Regions from separate parts of the Homo sapiens genome. Here region 2 is linked to region 1. A link is an interaction called in ENCODE POLR2A ChIA-PET data of the cell type or tissue named here. Cell type or tissue: Panc1. All regions are shown on one strand.

Region 1 (5,000 bases):
AAGTATTATCAATGTTGAGAGCCTGTAAAAGCATCAAGTATATTATAGTTTCCAAAAAATTGTGAATTAGACTGAAAACCAGCATTTAAAAAATAAAGTGATGTTGACTTAAACACTGGTTTTATATACATGCCGCATATGAGCTGTGGAGGCCGCTCACATGCCAGCGTACTGGTTCATCTGCAATGGGCAGGCGGGCCATACCCCACTGGGGAGAAATCTTATGGGCTTCAGAAATGTCTAATGAAATAAGATTTTTAACTAGTTCAAAATCGGAGTTCAGAAACAGTTCAGTTAATATTTAAGTGTCGAGTTAAGAGAGGAGGTTGAACAAAATTCATTTTGAAGCTTTCACAGAGTTTTTAAAAAGCAAAACTTTAGACTTAAAATGGACTGTTTTATTATATGCAATGCACGTGAATATTAAATGTATGTTAAGTTTTTCATTTAGCAGATTTCTCCCCAGACTTTTAAAACCACCACCAAAAAATATTTACATATTCTCTCCTCTCCCCCAAAGCATCCCTCCCGTACACAAATACCCTTATTTTGAGACCGTGTTGCTCTAGATTAAACCAGTTCTTCCAAGAGCAGCCCGTAGGATTCTGCTCCATCCAGAGCAAGGCCCTTGGCTAAAGTCACTGCCTCTGCTTGACTGAGCCGGGCTGGGAATCTCATTATGGAAGCTTTCCACCTCCTTCCCAAGCCAGCCCTCTAGCGGAGGCCAAGATTGCGTCATCGGTCCTGGGCCTCATCCCTCCTTGCCTGAGGCCTGCTCACCTAATGTGTTTCAGGAGCATTCCAGCAGCCAGGCCTTCAGTTGCTCCCCGATCCCAGATGGGGAAAACCTTGTGCGGCACATTTGCCTCAGGAAGACTGCACTGGGCTCCCCGGCGCCCCTAGGACAGCGTCCCTTCACGTCGGAGAGACTGGGTGTGGGCCGTGAGGTTTAGGAGGCTTTAGGAGAAGGAAGATCCTCTCTCAGGAGTGAAATGATCTTATCTGAGAGGATGGAAGTGGTGAGGGCATCAGCATGGGTCCTGGGCTGCGGCTGTGCCTCTTCCTCCCCATGCTGACACGTGCTTGCCCACAAGCGCCCCGGGCCTCTACATCTCTTGGTAGTTTAAAGCTCTATTTTAGTCTCAACTAGCAGTTTCTCTCACTGGTAGATCTAAGTTCTAAGACTATTCAATGGGTTCTGTTTCTTTTTTTAAGAATTAAAAAAACTGTTCCAGTTAATTCACGGTCACTATGAAAAAAATAGGCAGGACATGTAAATAAAAGATTAAAATATATACAAATCAAAGAAGGAAGTACACCCAGGCCAGTTATCAGGCAAGCTTGCCAGACATCAATCCAGCAAGAAAACGATAGTGTGCTTTGAAAATGCCAAATCCGGCCGGGCGGGCGGCTCCCGCCTGTGATCCCGGCACTTTGGGAGGCCGAGGCGGGCGGATCACGAGGTCAGGAGATCGAGACCATCCTGGCTAACACGGTGAAACCCCGTCTCTACTAAAAATACAAAAAATTAGCCGGGCGTGGTGGCGGGCGCCTGTAGTCCCAGCTACTTGGGAGGCTGAGGCAGGAGAATGGCGTGAACCCGGGAGGCGGAGCTTGCAGTGAGCCGAGATGGCACCACTGCACTCCAGCCTGGGCAACAGAGCAAGACTCTGTCTCAAAAAAAAAAAAAAAAAAAAAGAAAAAGAAAAGAAAATGCCAAATCCGGCCAGGTGCGGTGGCTCATGCCTGTAATCCCAGCATTTTGGGAGGCCAAGGCGGGTGGATCACCAGAAGTCAGGAGTTCAAGACCAGCTTGACCAACATGGAGAAACCCCGTCTCTACTAAAAATACAAAATTAGCTGGGCATGGTGACGCATGCCTGTAATCCCAGCCACTCGGGAGCCTGAGGCAGGAGAATCACTTAAACCCAGGAGGCAGAGGTTACTGTGAGCCAAGATCGTCCCATTGCACTCCAGCCTGGGCAACAAAAGTGAGACTCTGTCTCAAAAAAAAAAAAGAAAAAAGAAAGAAAAAAAGAAAATGCCAAATCCATTACTTCTTTGGGAACCTCAGGTGTAACCGCTGGTGTGCTGTGGATGACACAGCATCACTGGGATCTGGTGCCTGGTATGAGCTGTGTGAAGGAGTAGGAGTGTGCTCACCCATCCGCAGGGCCACCGTTGGTCACTGTCCTACATTTTCCCTCCTTGCTCCCAGGGCTAGTCCTGGTTAGGTGTGGGCGGCAATCTGGGGACAGCAGTCAGCTTGCTGTCTGCTCCACTCTGCAACAAACTGCCTTCCTCAGTGCCCACCCCAACGGAGAAGGAACAAATGGTCTTCTGTTTGGATGGAGGAGAGGATTTGTATCTGTTCTCAGCTGCCTGTGGGTTTGTGCTTCCCACCTGCCTGCCCAGGCCTCATCTGATGTATCAGGAGTCCTCTGGGCGGGCACCAATGAGGGCAGCCTTTCAACTAATCCGGGGTGCCACCGAGGAGCTGGAGTGCGAGCTCTTTGGCCCTATGGGAAGCTCCCCTGGGAGGCTGCACTCTTTTCTACCAGTGAATGTTCTTTCACCCACTTCCTGCGGGCGCTGGCCAGATCCTCTGTGAGCAGTGGAGCTTGGCATGGTTCAGCGTGGAGCAGCCCTCCCAGCCACCCAGGGAAATCTCTCCATTCAATTACCTCCTGGCTTCCCACGCGTGGCCCATTAGCCTTGTCTGGGGCTCTTATGCATCAGGATTTATCATTGTGCAGCACCTGCGGGGGAGCTTGCCCCAGGCTTTGAAGGTCCTTCTGCAGAGGAGCTTAGGCAGGAGCAGGGGGCGCACGGAGGAGGTTTCTCTCAGTGGAGGAGCACGTGCTATGATTTCCTAGCCTGCTGTTGACGCTCCATTGCGGTCCTCATCACTTCAGAGCACTTTCATTCTTATTTTATTTTTAAATTTTTAAAAGAGACTGGGTCTCTTTTGTTGCCCAGGCTAGAGTACCGTGCTGTGATCACAGCTCCCTGGAGGCTTAAACTCCTGGGCTCAAGCAATTCTCGTGTCTCAGCCCCCTGAGTCGCTAAGACTACAGGTGGGCATCACCATGCCTGGCTAATTGATTTTATTTTTTAGAGATGAGCTCTTGCCACGTTTCCCAGACTGTGCTTGAACTCCTGGCCTCAAGCAATCCTCCCACTTCAGCCCCAAGAGTTGCTGGGATTACAGGGGGAAGCCACCTTGTCCGGCCCAGAAGCACTTTTCAAAGCCTCTTACGTTGGATGCTGTAGGTTCCATGCGACAATGACACTAATTATGATTTAAGCAGCACCTACTAGAAAGGAGCGTGTCTCATACATTATTGATCACTCTTAAAACTGCCTAGCTCCACGTGGTGGCTCACTCCTGTAATCCCAGCTCTTTGGGAGGCTGAGGCAGGCGGATCACCTGAGGTCAGCAGTTCGAGACCAGCCTGGCCAACATGGCGAAACCCCCTTTCTCTACTAAAAATACAAAAATTAGCCAGGCGTGGAGGCGCGTGCCTGTAATCCCAGCTACTTGGGAGGCTGAGGCAGGAGAATCACTTGAACCTGGGAGACGGAGGTTGCAGTGAGCCGAGATTGCACCACTGCACTCCAGCCTGGGTGACAGAGTGAGACTCCATGTAAAAACAAACAAACAAAGAACCCCAAACTGCCTAGCTCCATTTTGTTCAACAAGAGGCTCAGAGAGTATGTTTGAGGTCACCCACGTGTGTATTTTACGTCTAAAACCTCTCCTGACCCTCGAATGACCCACTCCTGGCTGTAGTCAGTTAGGTCTGTTCAGCCGCAGGAGAGGAGGCTCACAACGGCCAGGCAGGCTCCGATCTTCTCAATGTGGTCCCTCGCTGTGGCGGCTTAGCTTAGATCTTCTCTCAAACTCAGGCCGCTAGAGGGTCCCCACCGGGAAAGGGACACGCCAGGGCGTGGGGCAGGTCTGGAGCGGCCCGGGGCCGGGTGGATCCCGGCGCTCTGCTTTTACCTGGCAGGCGGGAGCGGTCCGGCGGGGCGTGGGCGCAGCGGGGGCCCGGGGCTGGAGGGGAGGGGACGGAGGGGGCAGGAGGGGGAGGGCCGGGAGGAGCCAGCAAGCTGGCGGCGGCGGCGGCCTTGAGCCACTGGCTGGGGCTGGTTGTGGCCGAGGCTGTGGCGAGAGGCGGGGCCGCTGGTGTGGCCAACGAGCCCGTAATGAAGCCCGGCGCCTGAGTCCCCTTTGTTCCCGGGGAACTACTTAAAAAGCCCCCTCCTCAGTCCCCGTGCGGGGCGAATGAGGACAATGGCCGGAGTCGCAGTGGGCAGAGCGGAACGCCCCCTTCAGAGAGGCCTTTCCAGCCGCGCGGCCCGGGGGACTGCAGGCGGGGCGCGCGCTGCCCTTCGAGGCCAAGAGGCCAACGGTGAAACAACAAAGATTTTTTTTTTCTTTCTTTTTTCTTTTTTTTTTAGAAAGAAATCTCGCCATTGCCGGGAATGGGTAAATCACTCAGGCCGCGTGGGTCCTTGGCAGATGGCAGAGGCGGCTTCCCAGTCCCCCACCTGGCACTAGAGGGACGGGGCGCGCACCCAACGGTGGCACGCATCGCCGAATTTTCCTGAATGCCGCTGTGGCACATTCCTGGCCTTTGCAGTTATTAGGAAATGAGAGGATCTTTTTTCCTTCTACTCTCCCCTCCCCCTGCCTTCGTTTTTCTTCCAGGCATGGAATTATCTACTTTAGCAGTTCAAAAGACATTCCATTCCCATGACAAAGACAGAAAGGGGTGATGTTGGCATACTGTAGCCCTCTTTCTCATAGGGAGACTTGAGCAATAAATCATAATGAATGAGAATTTAAAATAGCATTTATTTAACCTTTAATAGTACACCTTGCTGATTTTCAAAGCGTCACCAACAGCTTTGTTTTTCACATTCCCCAGCAAGGGTCCAACTCAAACTTTGAGCAGACAGTAGCGAATTTTATTCCTCTCATATATTCCTAAAAA
Region 2 (5,000 bases), 240 kb after region 1:
GTCAGGCTGGTCTCGAACTCGCGACCTCAGGTGATCCGCCCACCTCGGCCTCCCAAAGTGCTAGGATACAGGCGTGAGCCATCACACCTGGCCAGGACCTTCTTAAATGCTCTGTTTTGGTCAGAAAGTGCTGGGACCCCGGGGTGGCACACCCAGCACTCACCAGGAACTAAGTACTTGCTGTCCGTTTTGGACACGTGCTGGCAGCTTGTTGACTCTCATGCCGCCATTCTCAAGAGGGGCTCCCTGGCAACCTCATCTATTGCCTGTTGGAAAGGGACAGGGCAGGCAGGGACAGGAGAGGCCGATGGCAGGCAGTTGGCTCCCAGGGTCGGTCTGAAGAGAGAGGAGAGAGGTGTGAGAAAGAGAGGGACCCACGGCATGAGGGTTGAGGCAGGGGCCAGGTCTTGCCTTGGATGCCCCAGGAAGTATGCCAGGCACTTGGGGGAACTCCTGCCCTGAAACAGTGAAGTCTGCATCCAGCAGGCCAGTTTGTTGATGAACAGGTTTGGCTAGACTGTCGAGGAGTCAGAATTTGTCCCTGTCTAGTTTGTTTCTTTGTATGGAGGTGTGGGCACAGAACGAGTCCTTAGAGGATGCTTCTGGGGAGAGAGCAGTGAAGACCAAAGTTCTAGGATGGTTTGAGAGCTCCCTTCTCTGGCACGTGGAAAAGCAAGATGTGTGCCCTCCCCCAAACACGCGCCACACCAGCTTCGCTTCCCACTGGTCTGAACGTCTCTCTTGGCTAATTCTTCCTCTTGGATTCCATTACCTTTGTGCTAACAGCTCCTACAGCGCCATTTTATATCAGCAAAAAGTACCCAGCACAGTTGCCTGAGTCAGGCAGGAAGAGCTTTGTGCCCCTCCCGCCGCCCACTCAGTACCCACCCACACAGCACACAGCAGGGGTACTGAAAGTGCATCTAGGCCGGGCGCGGTGGCTTACGCCTGTAATCCCAGCACTTTGGGAGGCTGAGGTGGGTGGATCACGAGGTCAAGAGATCGAGACCATCCTGGCCAACATGGTGAAACCCCATCTGTACTAAAAATACAAAAATTAGCCGGGCGTGGTGGCACATGCCTGTAGTCCCAGCTACTTGGGAGGCTGAGGCAGGAGAATCACTTGAACCCGAAAGGCAGAGGTTGCGGTGAGCTGAGATTGTGCCACTGCACTCCAACCTGGCGACAGAGTGAGACTCCGTCTCAAAAGCAAACAAACAAACAAAAAACAAAGTGCACCCACAGGGTGTCCTGGGGGTACCCATGCATCATCCTGACTGTCTGAGTATCCCCAGGCCAACCTTAAGAGTACAATATTCCTTCAGGTGGGTAAACTGGTATGGTGAGACCCTTTGTGGGTTCCTGTATGGCTCTGCCACTTACTTGCTATGTGACCTTGGGCAGGTTACTTAACTTTTCTGTGCTTCAGTCTTGTCATCAGCACAATGGTGATAATACTAACACCTACTTCAGAAGGTGTTGTAAGAACTTAAAGTGTTAGTAAGTCTAAAATGCCTGGCCCATGGCAAGTGCTCAATAAATATTAGTTTCTGCTTTTACTATTGTCACAACTATTATTAGTTTGGTGCAAAAGTAATCATGGTTTTTGCCATTGAAAGTAATGCCAAAACGCGATTACTTTTGTACTAACCTAATATTATTATGCAGCTCTAAGCAAGTAACTTTCCCTCTCTGAATCTCATTGTCCTCATGATGAGTGTAAGAGTGTCTGTTTCATAGGACTGTTGTGAGAATTAAACAGTGTTAATTACTATTGTAAAGTTTGCAATAAATAACCATTATTTATGTGTTGCTTTAGCCTAGTTTATCTCCCGGGAGCTGACTTCATTTCTAAACGTATAGGGGTTTCTTAGAGGAGCTTCAGAATACTAATCATCGCTAGTGAGGGCACTTGGACACTTTGCTTCACCTCAGCCAGCACCTCTTTTCCCAGCTGTAAAATGGTATGATAATAAGCACCCCTAGGAATCTCAAGGATGTTACGAGGGAAAAATATGCAATAATATACAAAGCACTTTGAGCTTCTCTGAAGACAGACGCATATAAATGGAAGGTGGTATTATAAGGTGGGGTAATCACTGGTTACCTCCCCCCCTTTTTTATTTAATTAGGAGAAAACCAGTAATTAGGAAGCATGGCCTTGTTAAAGCTGTGGCCTGGGAAATAGTTCTCTTGGCACCTAATCAGAACTGTGACATGGCGCAAATTTTTGCAAAATGTGGGCAGCAGGGGACCTTCCCCAAGGCTCAGACTGTGAGAAATTTGCGTCTAGGGGCCAGATCCTGAGGTGGCTGAGCTGGCTGGGGAGGCTTCTAAGGAGATCTTCACTCAGGTCTGCAAGGGGGCTCTGCCCTGCCTCAGTAGCCCTCATCTCTGGGGGCCCCAAAGTCATTCTCATCTGCAGGTTAGAGCTTGCTGCAGGCCCAGAACCAAGCTTGTCCACCACGTGGCCTTCTTGGACCCACTGGGGCAACTTCAGGGTTCTGAAAAGCACCTCAGATCTAGTCTGGTCTCTGATTCAGTAGCAGAGACAAAGAAATCCCCTGCCTGTTCCCCTTAAAATGGGCCATTGTGGAGTAGGTGCTGGGGCCCTAGCTTGCTCCCCACTGTGCCTTTGTTAGAGCATTAGCCTCCAGCGGAACCCACTGTCTCTCTCCTTGCGAGTCCCAGTTTGCCCATTCTCCCGGATCCTGCTTAAAGGCCGCCTCTGCCAGGAGGCCTTCCCAGGTCTTCCCAGTTACCATCACTCTCTTCCTCCTCTAGACTCTGTGTTTGGTACAGTGTGGTTTTTGTGTTTGTCCTGTCTTCTCTCACATTTGACTCTGAGCCACTGGAAGAAAGGGAAGGAAAGTAAGAGAAATGAAGTATTCCCATTCCCAGGCACCTGGCCAGTTGTTGCAGACAGAATGACCAGCACTGTTGTATTGATTCCCCCTCAATACGTTGAAAAAGCAAACGGGAGGCATCTGGAAAATCTTGAGATAAGCAGCTTCATTTTCAATGATGAGTCTTTTAAAATACACAGAAATGGTATAACAATCATGTATCCACCACTTAGACTACCAATGGTTACTTTTGTCATATTCACTTTAAATGTCTTTTTATTATGTATTTAAAAGAAGTGAAACTTGTAGATACAGCTAGGGCTCCCCGTGTCCACTCACTGAAGTCCCTTCCCTTTTGTCATATTCACTTTAAATGTCTTTTTATTATGTATTTAAAAGAAGTGAAACTTGTAGATATAGCTAGGGCTCCCCGTGTCCACTCACTGAAGTCCCTTCCCTCTCCCTTCTAGGGTCCACCACTTTCCTTGTCATCTGGTAAAGGACCCTGCATCCATGGATGGACAGAGGGGATTGCTAAAGTGCTGAATCGCGTGTGAAATTCTACGTGTGCCTCTTTCTCACACATGCCACATCCATTGCAGAGATGCTCTTGACTCAACCTTCCAGCAGTCTCCACTGCAACCACTCTGGCCAAGGCCACCATTTTCTTTTCTTTTCTTTTTCTCTCTCGCCATGGTTGGAGTGCAGTGGTGCGATCTAGGCTCACTGCAACCTCTGTCTCCAGGGTTGAAGCGATTCTTCTGCCTCAGCCTCCCGAGTAGCTGAGATTACAGGCACGCACCACCATGCCCAGCTAATTTTTGTATTTCTTAGTAGAGATGGGGTTTCACCATGTTGGCCATGCTGGTCTTGAACTCCTGACCTGGTGATCCACACGCCTCGGCCTCCCAAAGTGCTGGGATTACAGGTGTGAGCCACTGCGCCCGGCCCAGGCTACCATTTTTTGACATTTAAATCTTTTGCTCCCCGTAGCAGCCTCAGACAGACATTCTAAAGTCTTAGATCATATTGCCCCTTTGCTCAAAGTCCACTCATGGCTTTAGATTTAACTCAGTAAAATTCCTATGTGATATGTGTCTCCCGACTTCTGCCCCTGTGACCTCATCTCTCACTGAGGCAGCCTTCCTCCCACTTCCCGAGGTCCAGCCATGCTGCTCTTTTTGCTTGTCCTCATTCACGCTGGGCATGACCTCAGGCTGTTCATGCTCTTGTTGCTGTGCTCTTTCCCCAGATAACCACATGGCAAAACCGCTTATATTCTTTGGTTCTTTGCTCACATTCACTTCTCAATGAAGACTCCCTGACACATCCTGTTTAAAAATGTGACATCATTCCCACCTATCTCTCTCTTATCCTGCTCTAATTTTCCTTTTTCCATAGCACTCTTTACCAGGACAGGGTCTCACTCTGTTGCCCAGCCTGGAGTACAGTGGAGTGATCATGGCTCACTGAGGTCTCAACCTCCTGGTCTCAAGTGATCCTCCTACCTCAGCCTCCTGGGTAGCTGGGACTATAGGCACATTCTACCATGCCTGGCTAATTCTTCGTTTTTTTTTTTCTTTGTAGAGATGGGGTTTTGCCATGTTGTCCAGGCTGGTCTCGAACTCCTGGGCTCAAGTGATCTGCCCGCCTTAGCCTCCCAAAGTGCTGGGATTACAGGTGTGCACCACCTTGACTGGCCCATAGTACTTGTTTTCTAGCAAATTATATATTTTACGTATTTATTACATTCAATTTTTATTGCTTGTTTTTCTGTGTTACAATATAAGCTACATGAGAGCAGGAAATTCTGTCTATTTGTCCACTGATGTTTCTGAGTCCCTGCAATAGTGCCTGGCACATAGGTGCTCCATAAGTATTTGCTGAATGATTAAATAAATAAATGGATGAATGCATATGAGCATTTCTCACTGGAGAGGGTCCAGAACTTTCATTAGATTTTCCAAGGTGTCTGTGACACAAAAAAGGGTAGGAACCATTGACATAGTAACCCATCAAAAAGTTTGCTGGAAATTCTTTGCTTGCCAGGAAGTCTGCCTAATGAAGCAGGAGATCCTGAGGGATTTTTCTCCTTTTTTGATTTGTGTCTCTCCAGAGAGCTAATGCTGGCAGCTGTTGGGATGTCCTCTTCCA

Evidence for each region. ChIA-PET counts read pairs that join two places held together with the same protein. Peaks named below come from ENCODE experiments on the same cell type or tissue, not always from the same donor. Only the 100,000 strongest peaks of a DNase experiment are listed, where the experiment ranks them.
Region 2: POLR2A ChIA-PET joins it to region 1 with 12 read pairs; 3 of 35 experiments call an interaction of 5 or more read pairs at or near these places.

The regions. Positions count from the first base shown.
Region 1 is chr3:194,296,312-194,301,311 of GRCh38, reverse strand. It overlaps LINC00887 (long intergenic non-protein coding RNA 887), which reads left to right. Exons shown (of 3, transcript NR_024480.1): 3 at 1-113. Among named protein-coding and RNA genes, the nearest start is that of LINC00887, 14 kb to the left of the region's middle. In Panc1, no CTCF peak of the experiment used is centred here; no DNase peak of the experiment used is centred here; H3K4me3 peaks cover 352 bases; H3K27ac peaks cover 1,321 bases.
Region 2 is chr3:194,052,405-194,057,404 of GRCh38, reverse strand. The region is part of intron 1 of LINC02028 (long intergenic non-protein coding RNA 2028); the gene reads left to right. Among named protein-coding and RNA genes, the nearest start is that of LINC02028, 16 kb to the left of the region's middle. RefSeq lists an enhancer at 1-462. In Panc1, no CTCF peak of the experiment used is centred here; no DNase peak of the experiment used is centred here; H3K27ac peaks cover 2,312 bases.